Linked DNA regions of Homo sapiens: region 2 is linked to region 1. The links are chromatin loops, found by intact Hi-C in ENCODE. Cell type or tissue: adrenal gland. All regions are shown on one strand. Links, peaks and the distances in the headings refer to the core of each region. The heading gives the core; the rest is flanking DNA. Region 1 holds the start of LOC124901707 (a long non-coding RNA gene). Region 2 overlaps ARPC1A (actin related protein 2/3 complex subunit 1A).

Evidence for each region. A loop is a pair of places that touch in the nucleus more often than their neighbours do. Peaks named below come from ENCODE experiments on the same cell type or tissue, not always from the same donor. Only the 100,000 strongest peaks of a DNase experiment are listed, where the experiment ranks them.
Region 2: it touches region 1 in a loop (2.8-fold over the local background); 53 of 110 quality-filtered maps call a loop at or near these places.

What each region holds. Positions count from the first base shown.
Region 1 is chr7:99,411,592-99,427,083 of GRCh38, reverse strand. It overlaps BUD31 (BUD31 spliceosome associated protein), which reads right to left. Exons shown (of 6, transcript NM_003910.4): 4 at 10,824-10,946; 5 at 9,489-9,655; 6 at 7,468-7,693. The coding sequence ends at 7,643. It overlaps ATP5MF-PTCD1 (ATP5MF-PTCD1 readthrough), which reads left to right. Exons shown (of 9, transcript NM_001198879.2): 7 at 1,468-2,289; 8 at 3,127-3,309; 9 at 6,935-10,345. The coding sequence ends at 7,117. PTCD1 (pentatricopeptide repeat domain 1) reads left to right here. Exons shown (of 8, transcript NM_015545.4): 6 at 1,468-2,289; 7 at 3,127-3,309; 8 at 6,935-10,345. The coding sequence ends at 7,117. LOC124901707 (a long non-coding RNA gene) reads right to left here and starts at 15,139. Exons shown (of 2, transcript XR_007060451.1): 1 at 15,101-15,139; 2 at 14,789-14,895. It also overlaps LOC124901841. RefSeq lists an enhancer at 3,587-4,088 and a silencer at 11,402-11,451. In adrenal gland, for the core only: a CTCF peak has its summit at 11,348 (motif pointing right); no DNase peak of the experiment used is centred there; H3K27ac peaks cover 432 bases.
Region 2 is chr7:99,359,004-99,374,495 of GRCh38, reverse strand. ARPC1A (actin related protein 2/3 complex subunit 1A) reads right to left here. Exons shown (of 10, transcript NM_006409.4): 8 at 14,758-14,951; 9 at 10,863-10,953; 10 at 8,234-8,605. The coding sequence ends at 8,567. It also overlaps a transcript of ARPC1B not described here. Among named protein-coding and RNA genes, the nearest start is that of ARPC1B, 8.0 kb to the left of the region's middle. RefSeq lists silencers at 1-385, 9,390-9,595 and enhancers at 686-1,186, 4,176-4,470, 4,549-5,462, 14,320-14,820. In adrenal gland, for the core only: a CTCF peak has its summit at 8,786 (motif pointing left); no DNase peak of the experiment used is centred there; H3K27ac peaks cover 305 bases.

The sequences.
Region 1 (15,492 bases), core at 7,366-15,365:
CCTCCCTCCCGGACGGGGTGGCTGCCGGGCGGAGACGCTCCTCACTTCCCAGACAGGGTGACTCCCGGGCGGAGGGGCTCCTCACTTCTCAGACGGGGCGGCTGCCAGGCGGAGGGGCTCCTCACTTCTCAGATGGGGCGGTTGCCAGGCAGAGGGTCTCCTCATTTCTCAGACGGGGCGGCCGGGCAGAGACGCTCCTCACCTCCCAGACGGGGTCGCGGCCGGGCAGAGGCGCTCCTCACATCCCAGACGGGGCGGCGGGGCAGAGGCGCTCCCCACATCTCAGACGATGGGCGGCCGGGCAGAGATGCTCCTCACTTCCTAGATGGGATGGCGGCCGGGAAGAGGCGCTCCTCACTTCCTAGATGGGATGGCGGCTGGGCAGAGACGCTCCTCACTTTCCAGACTGGGCAGCCAGGCAGAGGGGCTCCTCACATCCCAGACGATGGGCGGCCAGGCAGAGACGCTCCTCACTTCCCAGACGGGGTGGCGGCCGTCTTGGCACTTTGGGAGGCCAAGGCAGGCGGCTGGGAGGTGGAGGTTGTAGCGAGCCGAGATCACGCCACTGCACTCCAGCCTGGGCACCATTGAGCACTGAGTGAACGAGACTCCGTCTGCAATCCCGGCACCTCGGGAGGCCGAGGTTGGTGGATCACTCGCGGTTAGGAGCTGGAGACCAGCCTGGCCAACACAGCGAAACCCCGTCTCCACCAAAATAATACAAAAACCAGTCAGGCGTGGTGGCGCGCGCCTGCAATCGCAGGTACTCGGCAGGCTGAGGCAGGAGAATCAGGCAGGGAGGTTGCAGTGAGCCGAGATGGCAGCAGTTACAGTCCAGCTTCAGCTGGGCATCAGAGGGAGACTGTGGAAAGAGGGAGAGGGAGACCGTGGGGAGAGGGAGAGGGAGACCGTGGGGAGAGGGAGAGGGAGAGGGAGAGGGAGACCATGGGGAGAGGGAGGGGGAGAGGGAGAGGGAGAGGGAGAGGCCCGGCCAATTTTTTAAATGTTTTACAGTTGTTTTGAGACACTCTCGCTCTGTCACCCAGGCTGGAGTGCTGTGGCATGATCACGGCTCACTGCAACCTCGATCTCTGGGTTCAAGTGATTCTCCCACTTCAGCCTCCTGAGTAGCTGGGACTGTGGGCATGCAATACCACACCCAATAATTTTTGTATTTTTAGTAGAGATGGGGTTTCACCATGTTGGTCGGGCTGGTCTCGAACTCCTGATCTCAAGGAGTCTGCCTGCCTTAGCTTCCTAAAGTGTTGGGATTACAGGCGTGAGCCACCGCGCCTGGCGTATTTTTTTGAGGCAGGGTCTTGCTATGTTGCCCGGTCTTGTCTCGAACTCCTGATCTCAAGGGATCCTCCCATCTAAAACTCCCAAGGTGCTGGGATTCCAGGCGTGAGCCCTGCGCCCAGCTGCTGAATGGGAGCACCCAGCTGACGTTTGTCTCTTCCGTGGCAGGTGTGGCGGCTGATGCTGAGTCTAGGGCTACAGCCGAGCCGGGACAGCTACAACCTGCTGTTGGTGGCAGCTCGGGACTGTGGCCTAGGGGACCCCCAGGTGGCCTCAGAGCTGCTTCTGAAGCCCAGGGAGGAGGCGACTGTGCTTCAGCCCCCAGTGAGCAGGCAGCGGCCAAGGAGGACAGCCCAGGCCAAGGCAGGCAACCTCATGTCAGCCATGCTGCATGTGGAGGCCCTGGAGAGGCAGCTGTTTCTGGAACCTTCTCAGGCACTTGGGCCTCCAGAGCCTCCGGAAGCCAGAGTGCCCGGCAAGGCCCAACCAGAGGTGGATACTAAGGCAGAGCCCAGCCACACAGCAGCCCTCACCGCAGTGGCCCTGAAGCCACCTCCCGTGGAGCTGGAAGTCAACCTCCTGACCCCCGGGGCCGTTCCCCCTACAGTGGTCTCCTTTGGAACGGTGACCACCCCAGCTGACCGGCTGGCCTTGATAGGGGGCCTGGAGGGCTTCCTGAGCAAGATGGCAGAGCACAGGCAGCAGCCCGACATCAGGACCCTCACGCTACTGGCCGAGGTGGTGGAGTCCGGGAGTCCTGCAGAGTCCTTGCTGCTGGCCCTCCTGGATGAGCACCAGGTAGAGGCCGACCTGACATTCTTTAACACGCTGGTGAGAAAGAAGAGCAAGCTGGGAGACCTGGAGGGGGCCAAGGCGCTGTTGCCGGTCCTGGCAAAGAGGGGCCTCGTCCCCAACCTGCAGACATTCTGCAACCTGGCCATCGGGTGCCACAGGCCGAAGGACGGTCTACAGCTTCTCACAGACATGAAGGTGAGTGGACTCGGGCCTGGGCAGGACACCCATGGTGCTCAGGAGCACTCTGCAGCTCAGGAGGAAAGTTTGAGGGGTCTGCAGACCCCCCACCTGGAGAGGATGAACTGTGCATGGGGCAAAGAGAGTGGGGTCAATGACCTTCTGGTCTTTGGTCCCATTTTGGGGGAAGCAGACCCCAGTGAGTGCTTCAGGGCTGGGCGTAGAGACACACGGATGTTCCCATCCGGAAGAAGGTGGCCGTGGGTTGACACAGGGCTGGGCACAGGCCTCGGCCCCAACACTCTAGAGGTATGGCAGGGATTCTCAGAATTCCTGAGGGGCCGTGGGCAGTTTTCAAAGCCCCCGAGGTCTGTGCCTCCCACCTAACCCCCATTGGAAGTGCTGCGTGGATTTCATCCGACCACAGCAGAGGCTGCGTCCTGGGTTGTCGGTGTCCCCAGGTCCATCATCCTCTGGCTGTTTTCCTGGACCCTACCGGGCTCACCCAGCCAAGGCTTGCACTTTTCTAGGCCAACCACCACCTGGTGACCGTGCGTCACAGGAAGCCCACCCCAGGGAGCAAGGAGGTGGTGTCTCCCACATCATTTTCTGCCTGAGTCAGTCGGTGTCTGAGAGCAGCACGAGCGTCCTTTTCCGCAGCTTCTTTAGGGCTGAGCAGAGGGGCTGGGCTTGGCTTTCCTGCTGGAGAGGGATATTCAGCACATTGTTGCTGCCAAGTTTGCCTTGCTGGCCCTGGCCGCTGGTCCCGGGAGCCAGCTTGATTGACAGAGGGTGGGAGCTGCTGGGTCCCAATGGCTGCCATCATCTTGATTCTACGATGTCCCTGTGTTCTAGAAGTCCCAGGTGACCCCCAACACTCACATCTACAGTGCCCTCATCAACGCGGCCATCAGGAAGCTGAACTACACCTATCTCATCAGCATCTTGAAGGACATGAAGCAGAACAGGGTCCCGGTGAACGAAGTGGTCATCCGCCAGCTGGAGTTTGCAGCCCAGTACCCTCCCACCTTTGACCGGGTGTGTGCCCCAAGCTCAAAAGCTCATCAGCTCCTTCACCATTGCTACCCCCTCCCCCCACCACCCAACCCCGGTTCTGGCCCTTGGGATTGTGTTGCCATGCTTGAAACTGTCCAGCAGCTTCCCTTAGGAGCAGTACCCAAGTCTGTAGACCACAGCCTGCGAGTCCCTGTCTGCGTGGCTCATCTCATGTCTCAGCCTTGCGTTTGCTTTCTCTGTCTGTCCCAGTGGCCTTCTGTCAGTTCGCAGAGGCCACCAACCTCTTGCCTGCTTCGGGATTGGTGTTCCCGCTGCCTCAGGTGGCACCCACTTTTCCTGGAGGTCTCTGCTTAAGTGGCCCTCAGACATGCCCAGCTGGCTGCCGCTCTGACCTGGGATGAAAGTCTCCCCTCCCCCTTCCCACTCTGTTCCTTTATGCCGTGTCCTACAGTCTTGGATCATGTGCTCATGGGCAGCCCTGGCCTTCCCTGTATCAGGCTTCTGGAGGCAGAGGCTGTCTGCTGTGCTCATCTGGGTCCCCAGCACCTGCACGTTGCTGGGTACTCCAAACAGGTTGTCGCTTGCTCAGGGACTGGGCAGGCAGTGAAGTGGTGTCATTGTCTGGGGTGAATACCTGAGATTTGTTGTGAGCCAAGATCGCGCCACTGCACTCCAGCCTGGGCGATAGATGGAGACTTGGTCTCAAAAAAAAAAAAAAGAGGTTAAGAGCTGAAGTTTAATAGGCGAAAGAAAGAAGAGCTCTCGCCCGGTGTGGTGGTGAAAAAAAAAAAAAGAGAAGAGCTCTCTCCTTGCAGAGAGAGGTGCCAGAGAAGTGGGTTGCCACTTCCATAGTGTAATGCAGAGGTTTTGTAGATGAGCTTGGGGAGGTGGTGTCTGATTTACAGAGGACGCAAAAGATTAGTTGGACCAGGTGTGCCATTTACATAGCATGTATAAAAGCTGGTGCCCCACCCTAACCTTTTATTATGCAGACAGGTGGCCATCGCCATGTTGCCTGGTTCTTTACTGTACACATGGCAACAAAGAAGGGAAGATGGGGCCCCCACGTTGAACATATCTGGCTCCCAGGTAGCCCTTTTCTGTTGGCACAGCCGCCAGCATTTACCCCTGCAAGCTTCCAGTTTGCTTATCTATGTCTGCAGCTCGATTTTTCAGGCTGCTCTTTGTTAGAAAAGAAATTATTTGGGGGCTGCTTTTTATTAAAAGGGAAATTTCGCCAAGGACTCTGTTGCCCTTATTATCTGCCTAAATAATTTCTTTCAACCTCCTGTATCAGCAGGAGCAGGGCAGAGTCATGGAATCTGCTTTGTCACGGCCACAGCCTCTCCCTGCTGTTCTGAGGCTATCAGGCTCTGGGGTTTGGCTTTTGGGTCCATCGAATCACACTCTGTGCTGAGCATCTCCGGAGCATCGAGAGCCACTATGGCTTGAAGCACAGCCCGGATGGGGCGGAAACAAGTAAATGGGCAGGGACACACACAGCTAGAGGGTGCGGGGTCAGGAACGCCGTGCAGGTGTCACGCCTGAATGCCATTTTGAGGGCTTCCTACAAATAGGTGGGACAGCAATGGAAATTGTGTCTGGCTGAAGGCATAGCTGGGCATTTTTGAACTGTGTCTGTGCTTTGAACTGTTGGTTGCAAGCCTTTTCTCATTGATTCCAGGGTTTTTTATATATTCTGGGTACTGGTTTTTTGTTGATCACATGTTGTGCATATCTTCCTAGTGGATTGTCTCTTCCCTCTGGCGTAGGGCTCACTAGGGGTTCAACTCGACAGTCACAAGACTATCATAGACCTAAAGCATATCATATTTAAGTCACAGACAGATGTCCCTGACTTAAAGATGATTCTACACAGGATTTTTCAACTTTGCAATGGTTTTATCAGGATGTAACTCTGTAAGGATCGACTTTGTGCGGGGTTAGTTTCTACTGAATGTATATCACTTTTGCATAATTATAAAGTCAGGACCCTCTGCTGTGTTGCCAGCAATAGATGCATTTTCCTTTTGTTTTTTATGAGATGGAGTCTCACTCTGTCACCCAGGCTGGAGTGCAGTGATGCGATCTGGCCTCACTGCAACCTCTGCCGCCCAGGTTCAAGTGATTTTCCTGCCTCAGCCTCCCGAGTTGCTGGGATTACAGGAGCCTGCCACCACACCAGGCTAATTTTTGTGGTTTTTTTTTTTTTTTTAGTAGAGACGGGGTTTCACCATCTTGGCCAGGCTGGTCTTGAACTCCCGACCTCGTGATCCACCCACCCCAGCCTCCCAAAGTGCTGGGATTATAGTTGTGAGCCCCCATGCCGTGCCGCATTTTCTTTTTTCTTTTTTTTTTTTTTTTTTAAAGAGACGGGAATCACTCTGTTGCCCAGGCTGGAGTGCAGTGGCACGATTATGGCTCACTGTAGCCTTGACCTCCCAGGCTTAAGAAGTCCTCCCACCTTAGCCACCTGAGGAGCTGGGACTACAGGCATGTACCACTGTACCCAGCTAATCTTTTAGATAGGGTTTCACTATATTGCCCAAACTGGTCTGGAACTCCTGAGCTCATGTAATCCGCCTGCCTCGGCTTCCCAAAGCACTGGGATTATAGGAGTGAGCCAGCACACACAGCCAGATTGATTTTTGATTTACGATGGGTTTTTGGGGGGCGGAACCCTGCTGTCAGGAGCATCTGTACTCATATTCCCTCATGATGGTGGACTTGTTTATATTCGTGATTCTGTTGAGTTTTGCTTTCTGTGCTTTCAGGCTCTATCCGGCACCTTAAGGTTTAGAATTGTCCAGTCTTTTGAGTCAAACCTTTTTTTGTTTTTGTTTTTTTTTGAGATGGAGTCTTGCTCTGTCGCCCAGGCTGGAGTGCAATGGCGTGATCTCAGCTCACTGCAACCTCTGCCTCCCGGGTTCAAGCCATTCTCCTGCCTTAACCTCCCAGGTAGCTGGGGCTACAGGCATGCACCGCCACATCCAGTATTTTTAGTAGAGATGGAGTTTCACCATGCTGGCCAGGCTGGTCTCGAACTCCTGACCTCAAGTGATCTGCCCACCTCGGCCTCTCAAAGTGCTGGGATTACAGACGTGAGCCACCGCACCCGGCCAAACCTTTTGTCATTGTGTGGTAGTAGCTGTATGTTGGATAGCACTTTTTGGCTTTTTTGGTATATTCCCCTACCAGCTCTCAGTTTGTGTCTGGTGTGTCTTTGCTTTTTTCCCCATATCTCATGGAGCCTATCTTGGCAGTGTTGAGATAATGGTCAGAGGGAGGTGGCTTTGATGGGGAGGGGCTCGGCAGGCTGTGGAGGCAGAGCTGGTGGGACCCAGTGATTCTGGCTTGGGGGCCTGGGGTGGCAACTGCGGATGGAGGAGCACAGTGGTGCCTATTTGGGAAGAACGCCATTGGGCAGATGGCTCTGGGCCTGCCCCAGGGTACCCAGCGGGGACCTGTTTCTCTGAAGTAAGCTAGTCCCATAGTGCGTGTTCACAGCTTTTCTGCCCTGTCCTCTGCAGCCACCTGGAAGGGAAAATGGCAGCCACCAGCTTCCCTGAGGCCTGAGCCAGCTGCCGAGGTTTGGGATTAGCTGTAGGTAACAGGAGTGATTCTAGCCTCACTTTTCTAATTCTAGTACCAAGGGAAGAACACCTACCTGGAGAAGATTGACGGCTTCCGAGCCTATTACAAGCAGTGGCTGACAGTGATGCCCGCAGAGGAAACCCCGCACCCCTGGCAGAAGTTCCGGACCAAGCCCCAGGGGGACCAGGACACCGGCAAGGAGGCTGATGACGGATGTGCCCTTGGGGGCAGGTGATGGGAGCACAGCTGGAACAATGTGCTCGGCCCCCAGTGCTCTGTGGGAGCCCCAGGACAAGTGAGCTGGTGTCACCTCCTGCCTGGGGGAAGAGCCAGGCCCTGAGGAACAGCCGCAGCGTGTCACAGGTGTTGGTGAGGACACACACTAGGCCCAAGGTGCCTGTGCTCCCAGCAGGTCCAAGTGCAGCTCCAGCCACCTTTGCGTGTCACCTTCACGGGACTTCCAGCTCCAGCTACCTTTGTGTGTCACCTCACACACCACAAGGGGGCTGGGGCATCTGGTCCCTGGGGCCTGGGCCGCCCCGCCGGGTTCCATAGGCCGATGCTCTGAAAGAAGAGACGTGGGGCTCGAGAGATTTAAAGATTTTATTTTTACAAATCACAGCTGATAGACAGCGAAGCCTTCCCCATAGAGACCGTGCTCCAACTCGGGCCTGGGGCACTGCTCGCTGCTCCCAGGAAGGGGGTGGCGTGACAGGCAGGAACCTGCGAAGTCCAGAGTCCAGGGTGGAGCGCGCCAGCCTCAGCCAGAGCAGCCACGACAGCCACAGTGTGTGCACTCGATGATGCGGCCCTGCAACGGAGGAGGACAGTGAGACGATGCCACTGCGCCACGCTCGCCCCTGCACACTCACATATGTGGCAACCCTCCCACGAAGGACCTGCCACCATGCCATATAGGGACACACCTCAGAAACCCTTCCTTGACAGCTCTGGACAGGGAAAATTTGGCTCCCTCATGAAGGTAGAACCAGCTGCTGTTGACACCGAGGTTACATCTGTATGTCTATTTATAATATGTTCTGCAAATCCAACACACGTTTGCCAATCAAGAAAAAGAAATCGGTGTGAATGAGTCTCGTTATTCTGCTAAGTGAGCATGACAGACCCTGCGATGAGCAGACGTGGCTCTGCTACTGTTTGGGGACTTCAGGGGGGCCTCTGGGCTGGTACACTCTGGTGGGGGAAGAGGGCAGGAGACTATGCACTTGAGTCACACCCTTCTGGCCCAGAGCCCCCCAGAAAGAAGGGTCTTGTCCCCCAGGCCTGGTGCGGCCCAACACTTGGCCAGCCAGAAAGCCCTAGAACAGTGGCTTGTGTTTATTTTACTTTTTCAAGTTCTTTTTTTGGAAGAACAAGACCATAGTTTAAGTAAACAGGATCCTCTGGTGAAACCCAGGTAAGTCTACAGCGGGCTGTTTTGGCCACAGGGCTGAAGCAGCACCCCAGCCCACCAGCCCCTGACCTGGACTCCTTGTGGAATCTGGGCACTCAGAGGAAGGGGGCTTCTGCCACTCTGCCACCTGTCCCTGCCTCCATCAGAAAACCAACACCCCAGTCTTCCGTCGGGGAGGCGGCCCTTGCTCGCCCCCACTGCTCAGTACCCAAGTCCTCAGCATCCAGCCACAGCTCTCCATTGTCAGTCTCACTGCAGCATAAAGGGGACTCATGTGAAGAGGCCCCTGTGTGGAGCTGGGGAAAAGAAGGCCAGGCTGGCAGATGGGCGGTGGGGCCAACAACTGTGCTGAGGGGCTGCACTGAGCGGCCACTGCTGTGACTCTGCCTCGGGCCACAGCTGCCTTTCAGAGGGGCTTGGAACCGGATGGAGCTCAGCTCCTGTCCCTCAGCACCACTCCTGAGGCGCCTGGCCTAGGAGTGGTACTTGGAACAGAAAGTTCTGAAAGAAGAAACACAGTGGGCTGGGCGCAGTAGCTCATGCCTGTAATCCCGGCACTTTGGGAGGCTGAGGCGGGTGGATCACCTGAGGTCGGGAGTTCGAGACCAGCCTGAGCAACATTGAGAAACCCCGTCTCTACTAAAAATACAAAATTAGCCAGGCGTGGTGGTGCATGCCTGTAGTCCCAGCTACTCAGGAGGATGAGGCAGGAGAACCGCTTGAACCCGGGAGGTGGAGGTTGCAGTGAGCCAAGATGGCATCACTGCACTCCAGCCTGGGCGACAAAGCAAGACTCCGTCTTGGGGGGGCGGGAAAGATAGTGATGGTAATGTTAAAGTATCACTGTGAGGACTGAAAGGGACAGGAACTCACTGGTTGTCCTTCCCTGATGTCACCCTGCCACCACCTTGGGATTAGGGCTCCCCACCACCATTTCCTAAGTGAGGAAAGGGGTTCAGTAATTTGCCCAAAAGTGGAGTTGAGATTGACCCCAGACCTAACAAACACACAGCCACACGCTGCCTCACATGGATTCCTGAATACAGGGACCCACTCCCACGAGGGAGAGCCAGCAGGACATCCAGGGACAAAACGACATTCCAGCCCAACCAAATAACATAAGATCCCTTGCAGTCGACTAAGGCAGAATTTTGAGCTGAAAACAACACCAAGCTTGAGTGTCAGACATTACCACTTCCAGCTTGCTTTTGGGCACGCGGCAGATGCAGTTCGTCCCGAAGTTGGTGTCCCGTGTCTGAATGCACCGCAGGCAGCACAAGTTCTCATATCCTTGCTTTTTCCATTTTGCAATCAGGTTTTTGTCTGCATAGCCTTCTTTAATACAATATTCATAGAGTTCTGTCAAAAAGATGGGGAAAGAGCATCAGGCCATGGTCTAAAAACCTTCCCCACCCTTGATCAAAAAAAGCATTCAGGCCGGGTGCAGTGGCTCACACCTGTAATCCCAGCACTTTGGGAGGCCGAGGCAGGCGGATCACCTGAGGTCAGGAGTTCAGGACCAGCCCGGCCAACATGGTAAAACCCCGTCTCTACTAAAAATACAAAAATTACTCGGGCGTGGTAGCAGCTGTAATCCCAGCTACTTAGGAGGCTGAGGCAGGAGAATCACTTGAACCCAGGAGGCGGAGGTTGTAGTGACCTGAGGTCGTGCCACTGGACTCCAGCCTGGGTGACAGCGAAACTCCATCTCAAAAAAAAAAAGGCATTCAGTATTGCAACGGGACAGTCCTTGGAGGAGGAACAAAAAAAAAAAGTACTTAGGCCAGGCAAGGTGCCTCACACCTGTAATCCCAGCACTTTTGGAAGCCAACGCCAGAGGATCATTTGAGTTAAGAAACCAGCCTGGGCCAAGGGCCCATCTCCACAAAAAATTTAAAAATTAGCTGGGTGTGGTGGTGCACACCTGTAGTCACAGCTACTCAGGAGGTTGAGGTGAGAGGATCCCTTGAGCCCAGAAGGTTGAGGCTGCAGTGAGCCATCATTGCACCACTGCACTCCAGCCTGTGGAACAGAGCAAGACCCTGTTTCAAAAAAAAAAAAAAAAAAAAAGCCAAGAGCGGTGGACCACGCCTATAATTCCAGCACTTTGGGAGACCGAGTCGGGTGAATCACCTGAGGTCAGGAGTTCAAGATCAGCCTGACCAATATGGTGAAACCCCATCTTTACTAAAAATACAAAAATTGGCCAGGTGTGGTGGCAGGTGCCTGTAATCCCAGCTACTTGGGAGCTGAGACAGGAGAATCGCTTGAACCCAGGAAGTGGAGCTTGCAGTGAGCCAAGATTGCGCCACTGCACTCCAGCCTGGGTGACAGAGTGAGACTCCATCTCAAAACAAACAAACAAAAAACAAACACACACACAAAACTCAGCCAACGTTGGCTCCCCCTAATTTTCGTGGTAAGAAAAACCATGACTTGCACAGGTTGCGAGAATAAGGATTGTGGTTAGTTCAGTAACTCCAAAAGTGACGCGAGCTTCAAAGTCCAAGAGAGACTGACTAATTACCTCTGCTGATGGCTTTCCGCTTGTAAAAGAGGTCGAAGATGTAGCGGGTTTTCTGGTGGTGGATCCTGAAGATGGGCCACAGAGATTCCACTTTCCTCTTTCCCTCATGCGGTTCTGTTTCAGCTGGGGAGAAACAAAGAGTGTGTTTGGGGGAATAGGGTCGGTCTGCGCAGGATTTTCTTTTTGTAAGTAACTACTGATAATGAATAAATACCACTTTATACCCACTAGGATGGCTGTGGGTGGCAAGCCACCCAGGTGCCGAGGCAAGAAACCGAGGGCACGAGCTGTTCTAGTATAATAAAATAAATAAAATAAGAATAGTTATACTAGATATAGATCTTAGATATGATTATATATGAATATCATTAATCCTTAGTTTGTAGCAATTACTCTTTATTCCAATATTATAATAATCCTCACTCGACAATCATAACCTAGGAAACACCAGGCTATACAGAGATGGGAGCTGAGGGGACATAGTGAGAACTGACCAGAAAACGAGTGCAAGCCTTCTGTTATGCCCGGACAGGGCCACCAGAGGGCTCCTTGGTCTAGCGGTAACGCCAGCATCTGGGAAGATGCCCGTTGCCAAGCGGACCTTGGTCTAGCAGTAGCGTTAGTGTCAAGGAAAAACACCCGCTACTTAGCAGACCGGGAAAGGGAATCTCCCTTTCCCCGGGGGAGTTTAGAGAAGACTCTACTCCTCCACCTCTTGTGGAGGGCCTGACATCAGTCAGGCCCGCCCGCAGTTATCCAGAGGCCTAACTATCTCCCTGTGATGCTGTGCTTTGGTGGTCACGCTCCTAGTCCGCCTTCATGTTCCATCCTGTACACCTGGCTCTGCCTTTTAGATAACAATAGCAAATTAGTGAAAGTACTAAAAGTCTCTGATAAGCAGAAATAATGGCATAAGCTGTCTCTCTCTCTCTGCCTTGGTGCCAGGCAGGCAAGGGCCCGCTTTCCAGTGGACACGTGACCCATGTGGCCTTACCTATCATTGGAGATGGTTCACACTGCTTATCCTGCCCCTTTGTCTTGTATCCAATAAATATCAGTGCAGCCTGGCATTTGGGGCCACTACCGGTCTCCGCGTCTTGGTGGGATTCCCAGGCTCAGCTGTCTTTTATCTCTTTGTCTTGTGTCTTTATTTCTACGCTCTCTCGTCTCCACACACGGGGAGAAACCCACCGACCCTGTGGGGCTGGACCCTACAGATGACTATAATCAAAATTATGGCACAATAACAAGTGTTGGGAAGGATGTGGAGAAATTGGAACTCTCCTACGTTCCTGGTGGGAATGTAAAATGGTGGAGCCACTGCAGAAGAGTTAGGTGGCTCCTCAAGAAGTTAAACAGGGCTGGCCGGAATCGGTGGCTCACACCTGTAATCCCAGCACTTTGGGAGGCTGAGGTGGGCAGGTCACTTGAGGTCAGGAGTCTGAGACCAGCTTGGTCAACATGGTGAAACCCCATCTCTACTAAAAATACAAAAGAATTAGCAGGGCATGGTGGCGCATGCCTGTAATCCCACCTACTTGGGAGGCTGAGGTGGGAGAATCGTTTGAACCCAGAGGCGGAGGATGCAGTGAGCTGAGATCACACCACTGCACTCCAGCCTAGGCAACAAAGCAAGACTCCCGTCTCAAAAAAAGAAAAAAAAGGGAATGAAGTAAGTACTGATATATTCTACAACACAGATGAACCTTGAAACATCAAACTAACTGTGGCAATGGTCGTACAACTTTGTGAATATACTAAAAACCCCTTAATTGGATAATTTAACAGGTTCACTTTTACAGTATATGATTAATATCTCAATAAAGCTGTTATTTAAAAACAGAATAAGCCGCCGGGCATTTTGGGAGGCCAAGGTGGGCGGACCACGAGGTCAGGAGATCGAGATCAGCCTGACCAACGTGGTGAAACCCCATCACTACTAAAAATTAAAAAATTAGCCGGGCGTGGTAGTGCACGCTTGTAATCCCAGCTTCTCAAGAGGCTGAGGCAGGAGAATTGCCTGAACTCGGGAGGTACAGGTTGCAGTGAGCCAAGATCGCACCACTGCACTCCAGCGTGGGCAACAGTGTGAGATTCCGTCTCAAAAAAAAAAATAAAAAAATAAAAAATAAGCTAAGTAATTTAAACATAATTGTTTTAAATTAAAAATGTCTATTTTTGGATCCTTTTGTAATTCATGAGTGTGCTTGGGTGTTCACATCCATGTGTGAGACATGCCACTCTCAAACCTTGTCACAACGTTGGCACATTACCCATGTGACAAGAAAAAAAGTCTTTTTAATTACAGAATTAGAAAACATAGATTTTTAAAGACATTTAATGGTAACTTCTGTTAAAAGGTTGGTCCCGGCTGGGCACAGTGGCTCACGCCTGTAATCCCAGCACTTTTGGAGGCCGAGGTGGGTGGATCACTTGAGGTCAGGAGTTCGAGAACACCCTGGCCAACAGGGCAAAACACTGTCTCTACTGAAAATACAAAAATTATCTGGGCATGGTGGCACATGCCTGTAATCCCAGTTACTCGGGAGGCTGAGGCACGAGAAGTGCTTGAACCTGGGAAGCAGAGGTTGCAGTTAGCTGACATTGTGCCACTGCACTCCAGCCTGGATGACAGATGACCCTGTCTCAAAAAAAAACAAAACAAAACAAACAAAAAAAAGCCAAAAAACCAACCTTGGTCCCTATGCTTTCAGATCTATTTCTACAGCGTAATAATTAATCAAGATAATTCTAGGCCCACAGATGGGCATCCTAATCATCTTGAAGGCACTTCTAATTTCATCTCCCAGCCAAAGTCCTTTAGGGCTGAGGAAAAGCTAAATAAACTAGACCAGTCTACAGGTTCTGAGGGAAGTAGCCACAGCAGAAGCTGCTCCTTCAACACACGCAGGATCAGGTGGCACTCATACTTGCCGCAAGGCAGTTCTCTCTCTCTCAGCAGTCACAAGTTCATCTTTGTCTATGACCTCCTCAGTTTTTAGGGAAGAACAGAAGGGCGAAGAGTGGTCAAGAAGACTATCCCTCCCTGTCTCCAGCTTTTAAGCCATTCTATTACCTAGGAATTACAATTCAGCTCAACAAACAGAATGCTGTGATCCAAGCAGAAAAGCAGGTAGTAAAGATTCAGCAGGTACACATGTTAAGACGTGACTTGCTCCTCCTTGGCCTCTGCCATGATGGTGAGGCCTCTCCAACCACATGGAACGGTAAGTCCATTAGATCTCGTTCTTTCGTAAATTGCCCAGTCTCAGGTATGTCTATCAGTAGCGTGAAAATGGACTAACACACCCCCATCTCTACAAAAAATTAGCCAAGCGTTGGTCGGGCGCGGTGGCTCATGCTTGTAATCCTAGCACTTTGGGAGCCTGAGGCGGGTGGATCACAAGGTCAGGCGATCGAGACCATCCTGGCTAACATGGTGAAACCCCGTCTCTACTAAAAATACAAAAAAAAAAAAAAAATTAGCTGGGCATGGTGGCGGGCGCCTGTAGTCCCAGCTACTCCAGAGGCTGAGGCAGGAGAATGGTGTGGACCTGGGAGGCGGAGCTTGCAGTGAGCGGAGATCGCGCCACTGCACTCCAGCCTGGGTGACAGAGCGAGACTCCGTCTCAAAAAAAAAAAAAAGAAAAAAAAGAAAAGAAAACTTAGCCAAGCGTGGCAGTGGATGCCTGTAGTCCCAGCTGCCTGGGAGACTGAGGTGGGAGGAACACCTGAGCCTGGGAGGTGGAGGCTTCAGTGAGCTGTGATTGAACCACTGCACTCCAGCCTGGGCAACAAAGTGAGACCTTGTCTCAAAACAAAAACAAAAAGAAAACAGAACAAAGAATACTTCTGTCTGGAGGTAAAGAATATCTAAACACAAAGTAGGGTTCCTCCTTCCCTCAAAAGTCACCCTTTAGAAGATGAAGTTAATTTACTTTCAAGGACTTGCAAAATCTCTTCTATTCCAGCATGCTCCCATTTCCTTTATTTTGATAAAGAGCTGTTTCGGGAAGACATCTCTCAGCCCAAAATGACCGTGATTACTGCAATAGGCCCATCCAAATCTAAACTGCAAAACAAGTACTGAGTATTTAATAGAAGTTATCTGGTACGAACAGTTTTTTTAAAAAGGGGCAAAGTAATTTAACATTGATTTAATTTAGTAATTACTGCTGGAGGTACGACCTCATAATAACCATGATTAGGTTAGTTACAAGCAAGCATTTCAAAAGCTACTTTAAAAAGTAACTTCAGCTGGGTGTAGTGGCTCATACCTGTAATCCCATCACTTTGGGAGGCCGAGGTGGGTGGATCACTTGAGGCCAGGAGTTCGAGACCAGCCTGGCCAACATGGAGAAACCCATCTCTACTAAAAATACAAAAATTAGCCGGGCATGGTGGCGCATGCCTGTAATCCAAATTACTCGAGAGGCTGAGAGGCAGGAAAATCACTTGAACACGGGAGGCAGAGGTTGCAGTGAGCCGAGATCACGCCACTGCACTGCAGCCTGGAAGACAGAGCAAGACTCCAACTCAAAAAATAAAAATAAAAAAGTCAATTGGTAAGTGGCCACACTGTGATCATATAAGGCCAACAGATGCTTGTGGCTTCAGATAAAATTTCCAAAGACAGCATAGGACACGGGTTCACAAAGCAGGATCACAC
Region 2 (15,492 bases), core at 4,323-12,322, 50 kb after region 1:
GCTGGGAGCCAGGCGCGCAGCCTGAGCCGCCGCTGGGCTGGACCTCCGAGCCTGGGCCGGGCGCACGGCCCCCGGGGACTGCCGGGCGCAGGGTCGGGGAGTCACGTCCTCTGAGCCCGGACGGCGGGTACTGCGGGCTCCGCGCTCACACGCAGGTGAGCGGCTAGCGAGCCCTGCAGCCCCGTCGGCAGCCAGCGAGGAGCTCCCTTCACGCTGATGCCGGTGGGCGCCAACTGTGCAGGCCCTGGGCGGGGAGCAGGCGGTCCGGGCGTGGCCAGGGCAGCCCGGCCCCGCCCCCTTGGCCCTCCGTGTCCTCGCCACGAAACAGGGGTGCTGTCCCCGGGCAGGGTGACACTGGCCGCCCCTGCTGACGCTGGCCGGCCAGTTAACTTCTTTCCTTTCTGTTTTACGTCAATCGGCTTCACTTCTTTAAGTTACCCGGTTAGCCTTGCAGAGCCGCCTGATTGCGGGTCTTGGGCTAGGTGGTCCCCGGAGTCTTCCCATCCTGACCCTCTGCCTCTTCAGTGGATACGTGGCCTGGCGGCCAGGCAGATGGAAGAGACCCCAGTGAAAACCTTACCTCGGCCGGTCGCGGTGGCTCACGCCTGTAATCTCAGCACTTTGGGAGGCCGAGGCGGGAGGATCACGAGCTCAGATCGAGACCATCCTGGCTATCACGGTGAAACCTCGTCTCTACTAAACAATACAAAAATTAGCCAGGCGTGGTGGCGCATGCCTGTAATCCCAGCTACTCGGGAGGCTGAGGTAGAAGAATCGCTTGAATCTAGGAGGCAGAGGTTGCAGTGAGCCGAGATCGCGCCATTACACTCCAGCCTGGGCGACAGAGTGAGACTCTGTTTCAAAAAAAAAAAAAATTAGCTGCAAGGAGCCCCATGGCGTGATGGAGCGCTGCTGTAATCCCAGCTACTCGGGAGGCTGAGGCACGAGAATTGCTTGAACCCCGGGGGCAGAGGCTGCAGTGAGCCAAGATGGGGCCCCTGCACGCCAGCCTGGCAACAGAGCGAGACTTCCTCTCAAACAACAACAAAAACCTTCCCTCCTCTTCTCTCCTTCAGACCCCTCTCTCTAGTATTTGTGCAGGGTCTTCCTGGATCTCTGGAGATCCGAGGCCAGACTCCCACCCTGTCAGGCTTAGAGGCTTTGACACTCGCTGTTCCTTCTGCCTGGAACACTATTCCCACCCTGTCCTCACCTGCCGACATTGGTTTGTCCTGCAGTATGTGGCTGGGGGTCTCAGGTCGCTTTGCCCCGACACCCTCCCCATTGGAGGTGCCCTTAGCCGCCGCTCTCTTTTCCACTGAATTCGACCCCCTAGGGTAGTTGGGAGGATTAAATGTGTCCAGGTGTGTGAATCGGGTCATACAGTGTGCACACAGGAAGTGCTCGAACTTTTCTGAGCCCCCCCAACCTTGCTGCTCCTGCGTATTTTCTCAGACAGATGTCGGCAACCTCAGCAAACACAGGCGGTGGTTTTAGTTCAAGCAGATACAAAGCTTCAAGGGGTCTGTACCGGCAGCCCTCTTCCCACAGGGACAAGTGTAGGGTAACTGAGGTGACCCTGTTGCTGCTTCCCTGGCTTCCATCCTACTCTTCTGCCGCTTTGTAGATGCCCAGGGAATGACCCCAAGTGGCCCTGAGTGGTCTAAATCAGCTCACGGTGTTCCCTGTCCTGCTGCACTTGTGACCTAAGATGACCCAATCAAAGCAAAGCCCAGGACTTCAGCTGATGATCCAGCGCACAAAGCCCCTTCTGAGCGAGCTGCAGGAATCTGGACTCGTAAGTGGAACGCGGAAGTGGAACAGCAACAAGGGAAGCTGCAGGGAGAGTGCAGAGCCGAGAGAAGGTCAGAGAAGTAACCGGAGCTCTGGTCACCTCTGACTGGAAGGTCTGAGCCCAACCTGCCTCCAAAGATTCAGATATGTGAGCCAAGTTATCCGCTTAATTAATTAATATGTTTTAGAGACAGGGTCTCCCTCTTTTACCCAGGCTGGAATGTAGTGACGCAATCACAGCTCACTGAAGCCTCCAGCTCCTGGGCTCAAGTGATCCTCCCGCCTTAGCTTCTCGAGCACTTGGGACTACAGGTGTGCACCATCACACCTGGCTAATTTTTAAAATTTTTATAGGCTGGGTGCGGTGGCTCATGCCTGTAATCCTAACACTTTGGGAAGCCAAGGCAGGCGGATCGTTTGAGGTCAGGAGTTCGAGACCAGCCTGACCAACATGGTGAAACCCTGTCTCTACTAAAAATACAAAACTTAGCCGGGCGTGGTGGCGCGCGCCTGTAATCTCAGCTACTCCAGAGGCTAAGGCAGGAAAATCACTTGAACCCAGGAGGCGGAGATTGCAGTGAGTCAAGATCACGCCACTGCACTCCAGCCTGGATGAAAGAGCGAGACTCCTTCTCAAAAAAAAAAAAAAATTTTTATAAGGATAGTGTTTTTGCTATGTTGTGCAGGTTGGTATCAAACTCCTGGCCTCAAGTGATTCTCCCACCTCAGCCTCTCTCGTAGCTGGGAGGGACCACAGGCATGCGCCACTACACCCAGCTAATTTTTAAAATTTTTGTATGGACAGGGCTCTCCCTGTGTGACCCAGGCTGGTCTCGAACTCCTTGCCTCAAGAAATCCTCCTGCCTCAGCCTCCCAAAGTGCTGGGGTTACAGACGTGAGCCACGGTGTGCAGCCTCCACTTTATTTTTAGGCTGCTTTGAGTTTTTCTGCTGCGAATCATCAAAGCATCCTAACAAATATGCATACCTCAAGACTCCTTTTTCCTATCTGCGAAAATGTAAACTAAGGTCACCTGAGTTGATGTAAAGGCTCTAAAAGCCTATGCGAGCCGCAGCCATGGCTGTACTGTTCCCTCTTCTCTCCCCTGGGCCCATGACAGAGCCCGGTGCCTGAGTCACTCAACACACATCTTAACAGATGTGTTAATGAATGATCCAGTGGTAGAAAACTGAGTCCAGGCCGGGTATGGTGGCTCACGCCTGTAATCCCAGCACTATGGGAAGCGGAGGCAGGCTGATCACAAAAGGTCAGGAGGGTGAGACCAGCCTGACTAACATGGTGAAAACCCATTTCTAATAAAAAAAAAAAAAGCCTGGGTGCAGTGGCTCACGCCTGTAATCCCAGCACTTTGGGAGGCCGAGGCGGGCGGATCACGAGGTCAGGAGTTCGAGGTCAGGCCAACATAGTGAAACCCTCTCTCTACTAAAAATACAAAAATTAGCTGGGTGTGGTGGCACATGCCTGTAATCCTAGCTACTTGGGAGGCTGAGGCAGGAAAATCGCTTGAACCTGGGAGGTGGAGGTTGCAGTGAGCCGAGACCACGCCATTGCCCTCCAGTCTGGGTGACAGAGTGAGACCGTCTCGAAGAACAAAACAAAACAAAACAAAACAAAAATACAAAAATTAGTTGGGTGTGGTGGCACATGCCTGTAGTCCCAGCTACTTGCTACTCAGGAGGCTGAGGCAGGAGAATCTCTTGAATGAGGGTGGTGGAGGTTGCAGTGAGCCGATAACAGAGCAAGACTCCATCCCCCCCAAAAAAAGGTTGGGCGCAGTGGCTCACGCTTGTAATCCCAGCAGTTTAGGAGGCTGAGGCAGGCAGATCACTTGAGGTCAGGAGTTCCAGACCAGCCTGGCCAACATGGTGAAACCCCGTCTCTACTAAAAATACAAAAAAAATTAGCTGGGCATGGTGGCGCACACCTGTAATCCCACCTCCTCTGGAGGCTGAGGCAGGAGAATCACTTGAACTCGGGAGGCAGAGGTTGCAGTGAGTCGAGATCACTGTAACCAGGCTACATTCCAGCCTGGGTGATGGAGCGAGACTTCATCTCAAAAAAGGAAAAATAAGAAAGAAAGTGGGTCCAGTTCTGGTGCTGCCACTTAACCTGTAGTGTAACCGTGCCTTAGTTTCCACATCTGTAAAGTGAAGCTGACAAGCACTGTCCACCTGCCCACCCGTCCCACAGGCCTTCAGTCGTGGAGGGAAGACCCAGTGGATGGGAGAAAGCAGACCTCAGATTGGAAAGCAATGGAAGGCATTATTTGAAATGGCTCCTTTGGGGGAGAAAGTTTTCTAAGCCGTACGTGGAGAAACACTTTGGGTTAGGGAACTTGGTGATGGAAGGATTTCATCTGGAGCTCCCAGAACAACTTGGAGAGCTTTCTGTTTCTTCCTAGAATTGGCTTTGTGCAGGGCCCTGGGACGAAGATGCTACACACTCCTGCTTCCTTTATTGCCTTCTCATGTTTCCAAGAAATGCAGCCACAAACCCAGGCTGTGACTCTCCAGGGCTGGCCGACGTGGGGGAGGCAGGCCAGGGCTGGTGCAGTCTCCCAGGTTCTTGCTGGCTTTCTGCCCCTTGCCTGTCGCTATTTTTTTTTTTTTTTTTTTGAGATGGAGTCTCGCTGGAGTGCAGTGGCACAATCTCGGCTCACTACAACCTCTGCCTCCCAGCTTCAAGCACCAGTTTTATTGCCTCCTGGTCACAAAATGGCAGCTAGGTTGACTGCAGACAAGCAGTGGGTGGGCCAAGGCAGACCAGGGAGATGGGAGATGGAGGGGGGGCGGTGGCAGGGACCTTTTCTAAGAGCTCCCAGTATCCAGTATAATCTCCCCTTTGTCCCACTGGTCCACCCCAGAATGTGGGTCACTTTCCCTGGGATCAAGGGATCCATCCCAACTGACAGCAGGAGGGGAGAGGATAAAACCTTGGGGCCAAAGCCCCAAGGCCACATATCTGGTAAGGTGGCTAAAGGCCTGCAAGGCAGATGTACCCCACAGCTGGGGCCCCCATAACACTCGCTCAGCATTCCACATCCCATCACAGCCCCCTTCCAAGCCACATGGCCTGATGTGTCAGTTTGACAAACCGAGGTCTACAATGAAACCCACAAGCTATTGTCAAATACCTTCTTGCTCTCTCTCTTTTTTTTTTTCTTTTTTCGAGATGGAGTCTCGCTGTTGCCCAGGCTGGAGTGCAGTGGCGATCTTGGCTCACTGTAACCTGTGCCTCCCAGCAATTGTTCAAGCAATTCTCGTGCTTCAGCCTCCCAAGTAGCTGGGATTACAGGCGCGTGCCACCAAATGCCTGGCTAATTTTTGTATTTGTAGTAGAGAAGGGGGTTTCACCATGTTGGCTAGGCTGGGCTTGAACTCCTGACCTCAAGGGATCCACCCGTCTTGGTCTCCTAAAGTGCTGGGATTACAGGCATGAGCCACCGCGCCCGGCCTCAAATAACTTCTCATCAGTTCCAGTGACAGGGCCCTGCCCCTGAGCGTGGGTGAGCTGAAAAGGGGCTGCCACTAAGGTATTTCCCTCGCCCAGTGGGGAGCACATGCTTAGTGGTTACTACCAGGGCTTTGGAGAGACTGCTCATTCCCCTCTCTGGAATTTTGCCATCTGAAAAATGTGCTAATAACAGTTCCAACCCTACAGGTTTGTTATGAGGGGTAGTTAATGGCTTCCAAATGCTTTTCTTGGTGCCTGCATAGTTAGCTAAAGTATTGCATTCAGGGCGTGGCTCACACACCTTTCCTGAAGAACCCTCTCAGAACATCCCAGACTGTAGTCATTGTTGACAGAGGCCTGGTCTGAGTCTCAAAGGTAGAGTGAGAGAAGGACGGAGCGTCACAAACTCAAAAGGCCCCAGCGTTGAAATAAAGCACTGAGGGCTTCTGGCTGCGGTGACTGGAGTGGGCCTTCCTCCCCACATGAGAAATGGCCTGTGTTAAAAAATGGCAAAATAAATTAGCCAGGCGTGGTGGTATACGCCTGTAATCCCAGCTACTCGGAGACTGGGGTCACCTGTGATCCCAGCTACTCAGGAGGCTGAAATATGAGAATCACTTGAACCTGGAAGGTAGAGGCTGCAGTCAGTCGAGATCATGCCACTGCACTCTAGCCTGGTTGACAGAGAAAGACGCTCCATCTTAAAAAAAAAAAAAAAAAAGGCAAAATAGGCCGGGTACAGTGGATCACGCCTATGATCCCAGCACTTTGGGAGGCTGAGGCAAGAGGACTGCTTAAGCCCAGTTTGAGACCAGCCTGGGCAACACAGGGAGACCCTGTCTCTATTATAATTTCAAAATGTTTTTATTTAAAAAAGAAAAAAAAACAGCAAAATAACTCTGGGGCTATTAAGTTCTTAGAGGCAAAAGTAAGTCAATTTTGTAGGTTTTTTTTTTTTTTTTTTTGAGACGTAGTCTCGCTCTGTTGCCCAGGCTGGAGTGCAATGGTGCGATCTTGGCTCACTACAAGCTCCGCCTCCCGAGTTCACGCCATTCTCCTGCCTCAGCCTCCCGAGTAGCTGGGACTACAGGCACCCGCCACCACGCCTGGCTAATTTTTTGTATTTTTAGTAGAGACCGGGTTTCACTGTGTTAGCCAGGATGGTCTCAATCTCCTGACCTCGTGATCCACCTGCCTCGGCCTCCGAAAGTGCTGGGATTACAGGCATGAGCCACCGCACCTGAACTTTTTTTTTTTTTGAGACAGTGTCTTGCTCTATCCCCCAGGCTGGAGTGCAGTGGCATGATTTCAGCTCACTGCAACCTGGGTTCAAGCAATTCTCCTGCCTTAGCCTCCTGAGTAGCTGGGATTACAGGCACCCACCACTACACCTGGCTAATTTTTTGTTTGTTTTTTTTGAGACGGAATTCCACTCTTGTTGCCCAGGCTGGAGTGCAATGACATGATCTCGGCTCACCACAACCTCTGCCTCCTGGGTTCAAGTGATTCTGCTGCCTCAGCCTCCCAAGTAGCTGGGATTACAGGCACGCACCACCATGCCTGGCTAATTTTGTATTTTTAATAGGGATGGGGTTTCCCCATGTTGGTCAGGCTGGTCTCAAACTCTGGACCTCAGGTGATCTGCCCGCCTCGGCCTCCCAAAGTGTTGGGATTACAGGCGTGAGCCACCGCGTCCGGCTAAAAGAGAAATCTTCAGCTAATTCCTGCTTTATGGCCAGTTTTTGTCTACCCTCACGGAGCCTTGCCAATGCACTATGCATACAAACGTGTACACAAAGGAGCTCCTGCCACTGGGGGCCCAGAGACGACACTATAGGGACCAGGCAGGGCCATGAGGCCAGCACCCCTGGTGCTAGGTAGGATTCCCTCTTGGAGTGAGGGCTCTTCCCATGAGTCACAAGAGGGCCAAATTACCTTCTCTCGAGCACATCATGATGTGCCTTGGGAAGCACTGTTACCAGCATTCTAGAAGGGAGCCGTGAGATCAAGGATGTGGCCAGGCTCCGGCTACTCTTTACTTATTTTGCTTTTCATTTATACTTGTACCTCTTAAGATTCTCTGCCATGGAATGTCAAACTTTACGTCTCATCATGATGAAAGTAGCTCAGTGTAGGCACAATCAACTCTAAGCCAAGATGCTGACTTTCCCCTTTCCCGCCCCCTTGCACACCCCCCACAGCGTACCCTTGGCAGGTGCACTGCTAACAGTGGGCTGCCATGCTGTGGGCACCGGGCCCCAGGGCCTCCCAGGGCAGGCTCCCATTCGGGCTTGGCTGCTCAGTGGAGGTGGGCTTCTCTGTTGCTCACATGCAAGACGGGAACGGTGTACCTCTGACAGGGCTTGGCTGTGTGTCCCTTCCAAATCTCACGCTGAAATGCGATCCTCAGTGTTGGGGTGGGGCCTGGTGGGCGGTGTTTGGGTCATGGGGCGGATCCCTCATGAATGGCTTGGTGCCCCCTGGCAGGAATGAGTGTGTTCTCACTCTATGACCTGGTTGTTTCAAGGAGCCTGGTCCTCCCCACTCTCTCTTGCATCCTCTCCCGCCATGGGACACGCCTGCTTCCCCTTCGCCTTCTGCCATGAGTAAAACCTTCCTGAGGCTTCCCCAAAAGCAGACGCAGGCACCATGCTTCTTGTCCAACCGGCAGAACCGTGTGCCAAATAAATCTTTTTTCTTAAACAAATTACCCAGCCTCAGGTATTCCTTTATTGCAACACAAAACAGACCGACACAACCTACTTTGCAGAAGTATTGCAATGTTCAGAAACGGTTCTCTCTCACCCCTCACTAAATGGTGCTTTTTGGTTCAAGGTTGTATAGAATGGTACAATTTAAGAAACCAAGGATCTAAGATTTTGCCTAAAAAAAACTGAATCGAATGAAGAATTCGCTCATATTTTTCTACTAAAAATTGAAATACTACAAGGAAACAAAACCAAAACCACATTCAGTTCTTTTATTTAATTTTCTAGTGGACAATTTACATATCTCCCTCACCCTGTCTTTTAAGTTAGTGTGACAATTTTCCATAATAAACTACTTAAAGAGAAGCTTTGGTCAAGAATGGAATGAAATCGCAAAAAAACAAACAAAAAAATTACTGCCTTAAAAAAACCAACACTTTCACCAATTTTATATTCAAACAAAACCACACGGCATTGGCGTGATATGTGTTTTCAGTGTTTCCTTGGGGCTGGCTTCCTCGCCATCGTGCCACGGCACAGCTGCGGTCGGCCACAGTTTGTCATGCTGGATGGCGGAGGCTCACTCAGCTTCACATTATCCGGAGGCCCTGGATGGAAGACTCGAGGGTCTTGGAAAAGGTGGGAAGAGCACTGATGTCACTGAGGAGTGTCTACCCCGAGGTAGGTATGACACCACTCCCTCTTCCTCAGGGAAGGTTCTGCCTGTCCCCACCCTGAACCTGGCCCTGCCCCACCTGAAACAGGATCTCCCAGGACTCACCCCGCAGAGACACTCCAGGCCGGGGCTCCCCCTGCTGGCTCCTCCAGGCCAGGTGTGCCTTTTCCCCACTGCCACACACACAGGCTCTGGGCACACTCCTCACTCCTCTTTTTTTTTTTTTTTAAAGATAGGGTCTTGCTCTGTTGCCCCAGGCTGGAGTGCAGTGGTGTGACCACAGCTCACTGCAGCCTCCAACTCCTGGGCTCAAGTGATCCTCCTGCCTCAGCTTCTCAAGTAGCTGCAACTAAAGGCATGCGTCACTGCACCTGGTTTTTAAAAATATATATATGTATATTTTTAAATAGAGACAGGATCTCACTGTGTTGCCCAGGCTGGTCTCGAACTCCTGTGCTCAAGACAGGAAAGCAGTGAGGAGAAACGAGCCTCAGCTTCCCAAAGTGCTGGGATTACAGGAGTGGGTCAGTGCGCCTGGCTGCACCTGGCTTTTTTATAGAGATGGGGTCACGCTATGTTGCCCAAACTGGTCTCAAAACTCCTGGCCTCAAGCGATTCTCCCACCTCGGCCTCCCAAAGTGCTGGGAAGACAGGCATGAGCCACTGCGCCTGGCTACCTAGAGCTCTTTTTTCTAGCTCCATCTGTGCTTCCGGAGGACCACAGCACGGGCAGCGCCTCAGAGGCAGTGTGCGCTCTCTGAAGCCCAGGGCTGCCCTGGGTGTGCTGCACTTGCAGCCGAGGATGCTCGCCTGTGTCTTCTCAACTCACAGTCCCTCCCTCCAAAACCCATCGCAACTCAGGATGCCGCTCAGGTGCAACCTGTTCCCTGCAGTCCACGCATCCCCCTAGATTCCTCTGTGTGAAAACAGAGGCACTGGCTTCTCTTCTGAGCTCTGCCGAATCCCCTACCCAGCCCCCGTATCCACCTCTCTCTTCTACCAGACAGGCTCATTCAGATTGGATATTCTCAGTGCTCAGCATCATGCATGGCACCCAGGAGATATGTACTAAATGTTTATTAAATTAATTAGTGTCAGCTATAAATATATATCTATATAGTTAAACCTGGGCTGGTGTCCAATAGGGCCTGTTTCCAAAACAGCACTCCATTTTTCCTCAATGAATAAATGGACATCTAGAAGTAAAAATTCCAGTTCACTGAGAATGTGCCGTTCTTCTGCGGATGACTTTTAGGTTTTAAAGAGATCTCTGGCTGGGCGCAGTGGCTCACGCCTGTAATCCTGGCACTTGGGGAGGCTGAGGCGGGTGGATCACCTGAGGTTGGGAGTTCGAGACCAGCATGTCCAACGTGGAGAAACCCCATCTCTACTAAAAACACAAAATTAGCTGGGCGTGGTGGCACATGTCTGTAATCCCAGCTACTTGGGAGGCTGAGGCAGGAGAATCGCTTGAACCCCAGAGGCGGAGGTTGTGGTGAGCCGAGATTCTGCCATTGCACTCCAGCCTGGGCAACAAGAGCGAAACTCTGTCTCAAAAAAAAAAAAAAAAAAAAAGAGAGAGATCTCCAAGGCTGGCATGGTGGCTCACGCCTGTAATCCCACCACTTTGGGAGGCCAAGGTGGGCAGATCACATGAGGCCAGGAGTTCAAGACCAGCTTGGCCAACATGGTGAAACCCCGTCTGTACTAAAAATACAAAACATAGCCGGGTGTTGTAGTGTGCTCCTGTAATCCCAACTACTTGGGAGACTGAGGCAGGAGAATCGCTCCAACCCGGGAGGCGGAGGTTGCAGTGAGCCAATATTGCACCGCTGCACTGCAGCCTGGGTGACAGAACAAGACTCCATCTCAAAAAGAAAGAAAAAAAAATGAGAGATTTCCAGTTTAATGTCTTACATTAGGACATTAAACTGTATACTAGATTTAACATTTTGTTTCAAGAAATGAGAAACATTCTTCTCATAAGAGTTTTGTAAAAATATTCACGGAGCATGGTGGTGCATGCCTGCTGTCCCAGCAGCTTGGGAGGCTGAGGTGGGAGGGCTGCTGGAGGCAAGGAGTTGGTGGCTGCAGTGAGCCATGATTGTGCCACTTACTCCAACCTGGGTGACAGAGAAGGAGCCTATCTCTTAAAAAAAAAAAAAAAAGTTTTAACACAAACAAAATTTGTTCTGTTAGGTAGAAAATACCTTGAAATCCCAAATTGTCATGGCTCCATCGATGCCAGTAGTGCAAAATTTGCGACAATCTTGCTTGTCCACCTCATAAATAGAGACTTGACTGAAAAAAAGCAAAGCAAAAGAGATCGTAAGGTATGTAGTGGAAGTGAACACAAACATTCCTGACTAATAGTGTAAGGGCAGCTTAAGGAAATGAATTATCTTCTTCTTTATTTTTTAAATAGAGCTGGGATGCGGGTCTCATTATGTTGCCCAAGCTGGTCTTGAACTCCTGGGCTCAAGTGATCCTCCTGCCTCAGTCTCCCAAAATGCTGGGATTACAGGCATAAGCCACCACGCTCCACCAGGAAATGAATTATCTTTTAACTCCTGATTATGAACTTATCCATGAACATTAGGCTGCAACAATCTGGCTCAGAAAATACCCCAAAGCATATTATTACCAGATGTCCAGGAAAGACAAAACTGGCAAGGGGAGAAGTTAAGAACTTGCCTTGGTTAGCGTGACCTGGGGAAGCAGGAATGACCCAGCCCACACAGCACTCAAATGCTGGGAGCAGGTTGTGGGTAGGACCACAGCCATGGCGAAAACAGTATTTTTGTTTGTTTTTAAATAAACCAGAGGCATGATGAAGCATGACTGAATTCCATAGCTCCAAACAAAACCTCTCAAATCAGCCTCCAAGACAGCCAGTGCAGATAAGCCAACAGCCCTCCTTGAGTCTGAAGTGAATCATCATAAATGTTAGCAGCAGACACACCACTAGATTCCGACCAAGCTAAGCAGGGGAACAGATAAATGAAACAACTTGTCTTAGCCTAATTATCTGGAAGCTTTCAAGACAATCATCCATTGCTCAGACAATATTTTTCTTTCTCCTTTGAGATGTCTAGAACTTACCCGCCTCTTCCCCGACGCTGGGAAGGGGATGGCAAACTATGGCACACACTGCCTATGCCCGTACAGCCTGTGAGCTTAAATAAAAAAAAAAAACAACAAAGGCCAGGTGCAGTGGCTCACGCCTGTAATCCCAGCACTCTGGGAGGCCGAGGTGGGCAGATCACGAGGTCAGGAGATCGAGACCATCCTGACTAACACAGTGAAACTCTGTCTCTACTAAAAGATACAAAAAAAAAAAAAAAATTAGCCAGGCATGGTGGCGGGCGCCTGTAGTCCCAGCTACTTGGGAGGCTGAGGCAGGAGAAGGGCGTGAACCCAGGAGGCAGAGCTTGCAGTAAGCCAAGATCGTGCCACTGCACTCCAGCCTGGGTGACAGAGACTCCATCTCAAAAAAAAAAAAAAAAAGGGGGGCGGGGTTTTACATTTTTATTTTATTTATTTATTTATTGAGATGGAGTCTCACTCTGTCACTCAGGCTGGAGTGCAGTGGTGCGATCTCGGCTCACTGCAACCTCTACCTCCCAGGTTCAAGCGATTCTCCTGCCTCAGACTCCCGAGTAGCTGGGATTACAAGCACCTGCCACCAGGCTGGCGAATTTTTGTATTTTTAATAGAGACGGGGTTTTGCCATGTTGGTCAGGCTGGTCTTGACCACCTGACCTCAAGTGATCCGCCCACCCCAGCCTCCCAAAGTGCTGGGATTACAGGCGTGAGCCTCTGCACCTGACCCGGCTTTTACGTTTTTAAATAGCTGGAAAAAAATTAAAAGGAGACTATTATTTCATGAAGTGAAAATTACATGAAATTCAAATTTGAGTGTCCATAAAGTTTGACGGGAACACAGCCACCTCATCTGTTTACATCATCTGTGCCTGCTTTCCTGCCACAACCAGAGTTCAGTAGTTGCAACAGAGACCTATGGCCTCTAGGAGTCTAAAATATTTACTATCTGGTCCTTTACAGAAAAAGTTAGCTGACACAGTTCTAGTGCAAAGAGCACCTAATTTCTGCAAATAAAAGTAGACTAATCAGCAAGGGTTTGTTCTTTTCATTTTTCATCTAGAAGTGTCAGAGAGGCAATGAGAGCTTTTTCTTTCCTTAACACTTGGTCTGTATAGAAACGTAAGAGAAACTCACAAGAAGTAACTCGGAGCCATTCAAGACAGAGAAACCTAAAGAATGGAGAAAAGGTGAGTTTTGCTATAGAAGGAGAAACCTGAAGAATGTGGAGAAAAGGTAAGTTTTGCTATGCCTTCAGGTTCTTTTTTTTTTTTTTTTTTGAGATAGGATCTCACAATGTAGCCCAGGCTGAAGTACAGTGGCACAATCACAGCTCACTCCTCCCAAGTAGCTGGGACTACAGGTGCGTGCCAACACAGCCAGCTAACTTAAAAATTTTTTTGTAGAGATGGGGTCTTGCTGTGTTGCCCAGGATGGTATTGAACTGCTGGCCTCAAGTGATCCTCCTGCCTTGGCTTCCCAAAACGCTAGCATTACAGGTGTGAGACATGGTGCCAGGTCTCTGGTTCTCATTTTTCAATACAGCATTTGCAGCCTATTTTATATACAGCTGCCCCTTCTCCGCTGAAGATGAAGCACAACCTGCATTTCATTGTAATTCTCTCAAACAGGAAGTCTAGAGGTTTCCATTACTTCTCCCACCATCAATACCACAATAAGATTCTAAACATAAAAGGCTTCTCAGTAAGGGAAAATCCCATGGGACCCAACTCTGAACACAGTAATTTAGAATATCAAGCATATATTTCTCCTCCAGGTGCCTTTTTTTTTTTTTTTTTTTGAGACGGAGTCTCACTCTGTCACCCAGGCGGGAGTGCAGTAGCTCAATCTTGGCTCACTGCAACCTCCACCTGCCCGGTTCAAGCAATTCTCCTGCCTCAGCCTGCCGAGTAGCTGGGATTACAGGTGTGTACCACCATGCCAAGCTAATTTTTGTATTTTTTAGTAGAGATGGGGTTTTGCCATGTTGGCAAGGCTGGTCTCGAACTCCTGACCTCAAGTGATCTGCCTGCCTCAGCCTCCCAAAGTGCTGGGATTAAAGGTGTAAGCCATCATGCCCAGCCTCTCCTCTAGACCTTAAAAATCAAACTTTCAGGCCAGGCACGGTAGCTTACGCCTGTAATTCCAGCAATTTGGGAGGCTGAGGTGGTTGGATCACCTGAGGTCAGGAGTTTGAAACCAGGATGGCCAACAGGGTGAAACTCCGTCTCTACTAAAAATACAAAAAATTAGCCAGGTGTGGTGGCACACGCCTGTAATCCCAGCTTCTTGGGAAGCTGAGGCAGGAGAATTGCTTGAACCCGGGAGGCAGAGGTTGCAGTGAGCCGAGATTGTGGCATTGCACTCCAGCCTGGGCAACAGAGTGAGACTCTGTCTCAAAAAAAAAAAAAAAAATTAAACTTTCTGGACAAAACACAATTCTGTTGTCTTACATAATTACATATACCTGATGAAAACCCAGTCGAGACACTCCTCAGCTTTGTCATCATGATGATAAGAAATTCTGTTCCTTTAATTAAATAATCTTCTTATTTGTATCCATTACTTGAAACGACAGCTACAGTTACCTTTTCCAACAGGCTGTAACTTCGCTTTCTGTTATGTGTGCACTACTGTGGGAACGCAGCATTCAGGAATGTCTCCTTTTGTTCTCGAGTAGCTGAGAAAGGGTACCCTAGGAAGCAGCTGCCCTGAGGCCCCACCACCTCAGATTGCAACAAGGTCTGCACTGCTCCTGCTGGCTGCTGCCTTGTAATCTGCACCTTGAAGGACAGAATGACCAGGTGGTGGCGACTCCCTCCCTACCACGAGCTGGAAATGAGAGCCTGGCGGTCGGGAAGATACAGACTTCTTGCTGCACTTGTCCCTGAAAGAATGTCTGGGCCTGAGGGGCATAGAGCTTTTGTAGGAACCCAGTAAGGAAACAGCGAGGGGCAGGAAGGCACCTTGTCACCTGACCACCTCTCTACAGACGGCACCTACGTGATGCTATTCTGGTGCAGCGTCTCCAAGGCCGTGTTGCGGTCCTCAGTTGTGGCTCTCTTGTCCATGTTGCGGAAGCGTTCCATGGCAGACATGTTGCGTTGGATGCTCTGTTTTGGAATATCTAACTTGGAGACGAAGGTCAGGCAGCCGCGGTCATCGTAGTTAAAGAGCATTGGGCAGCAGTCATGGCCCTGAAACAAGACTCAGTCAGTCCCTGGAGGATGCACTGCCCACCGCCCACCTCCTTGGCAGAGTGTTCACCACGACAGGCCTCTCTTACTCTTTTTTTTTTTTTTTTTTGAGACCGAGTCTTGCTCTGTTGCCCTGGCTAGAGTGCAGTGGCACAATCTCAGGTCACCACAACCTCTGCTTCCCGGGTTCAAGTAATTCTCCTGCCTCAGCCTCCCAAGTAGCTGGGATTACAGGCGTCTGCCACCATGCCTGGCTAATTTTTGTGTTTTTAGTAGAGACGGGGTTTCACCATGTTGGCCAGGCTGGTCTTGAACTCCTGACCTCAAGTGAACCACCCGCCTTGGCCTCCCAAAGTGCTGGGACTACAGGCGTGAGCCATCGTGCCCCACCCCCTCTTACTCTTAAAAGTGAGCGGCCGGGCACGGTGGCTCACACCTGTAATCCCAGCACTTTAGGAGGCCAAGGTGGGCGGATCACGAGGTCAGGAGATTGAGACCATCCTGGCTAACATGGTGAAACCCCATCTCTACTAAAAATAAA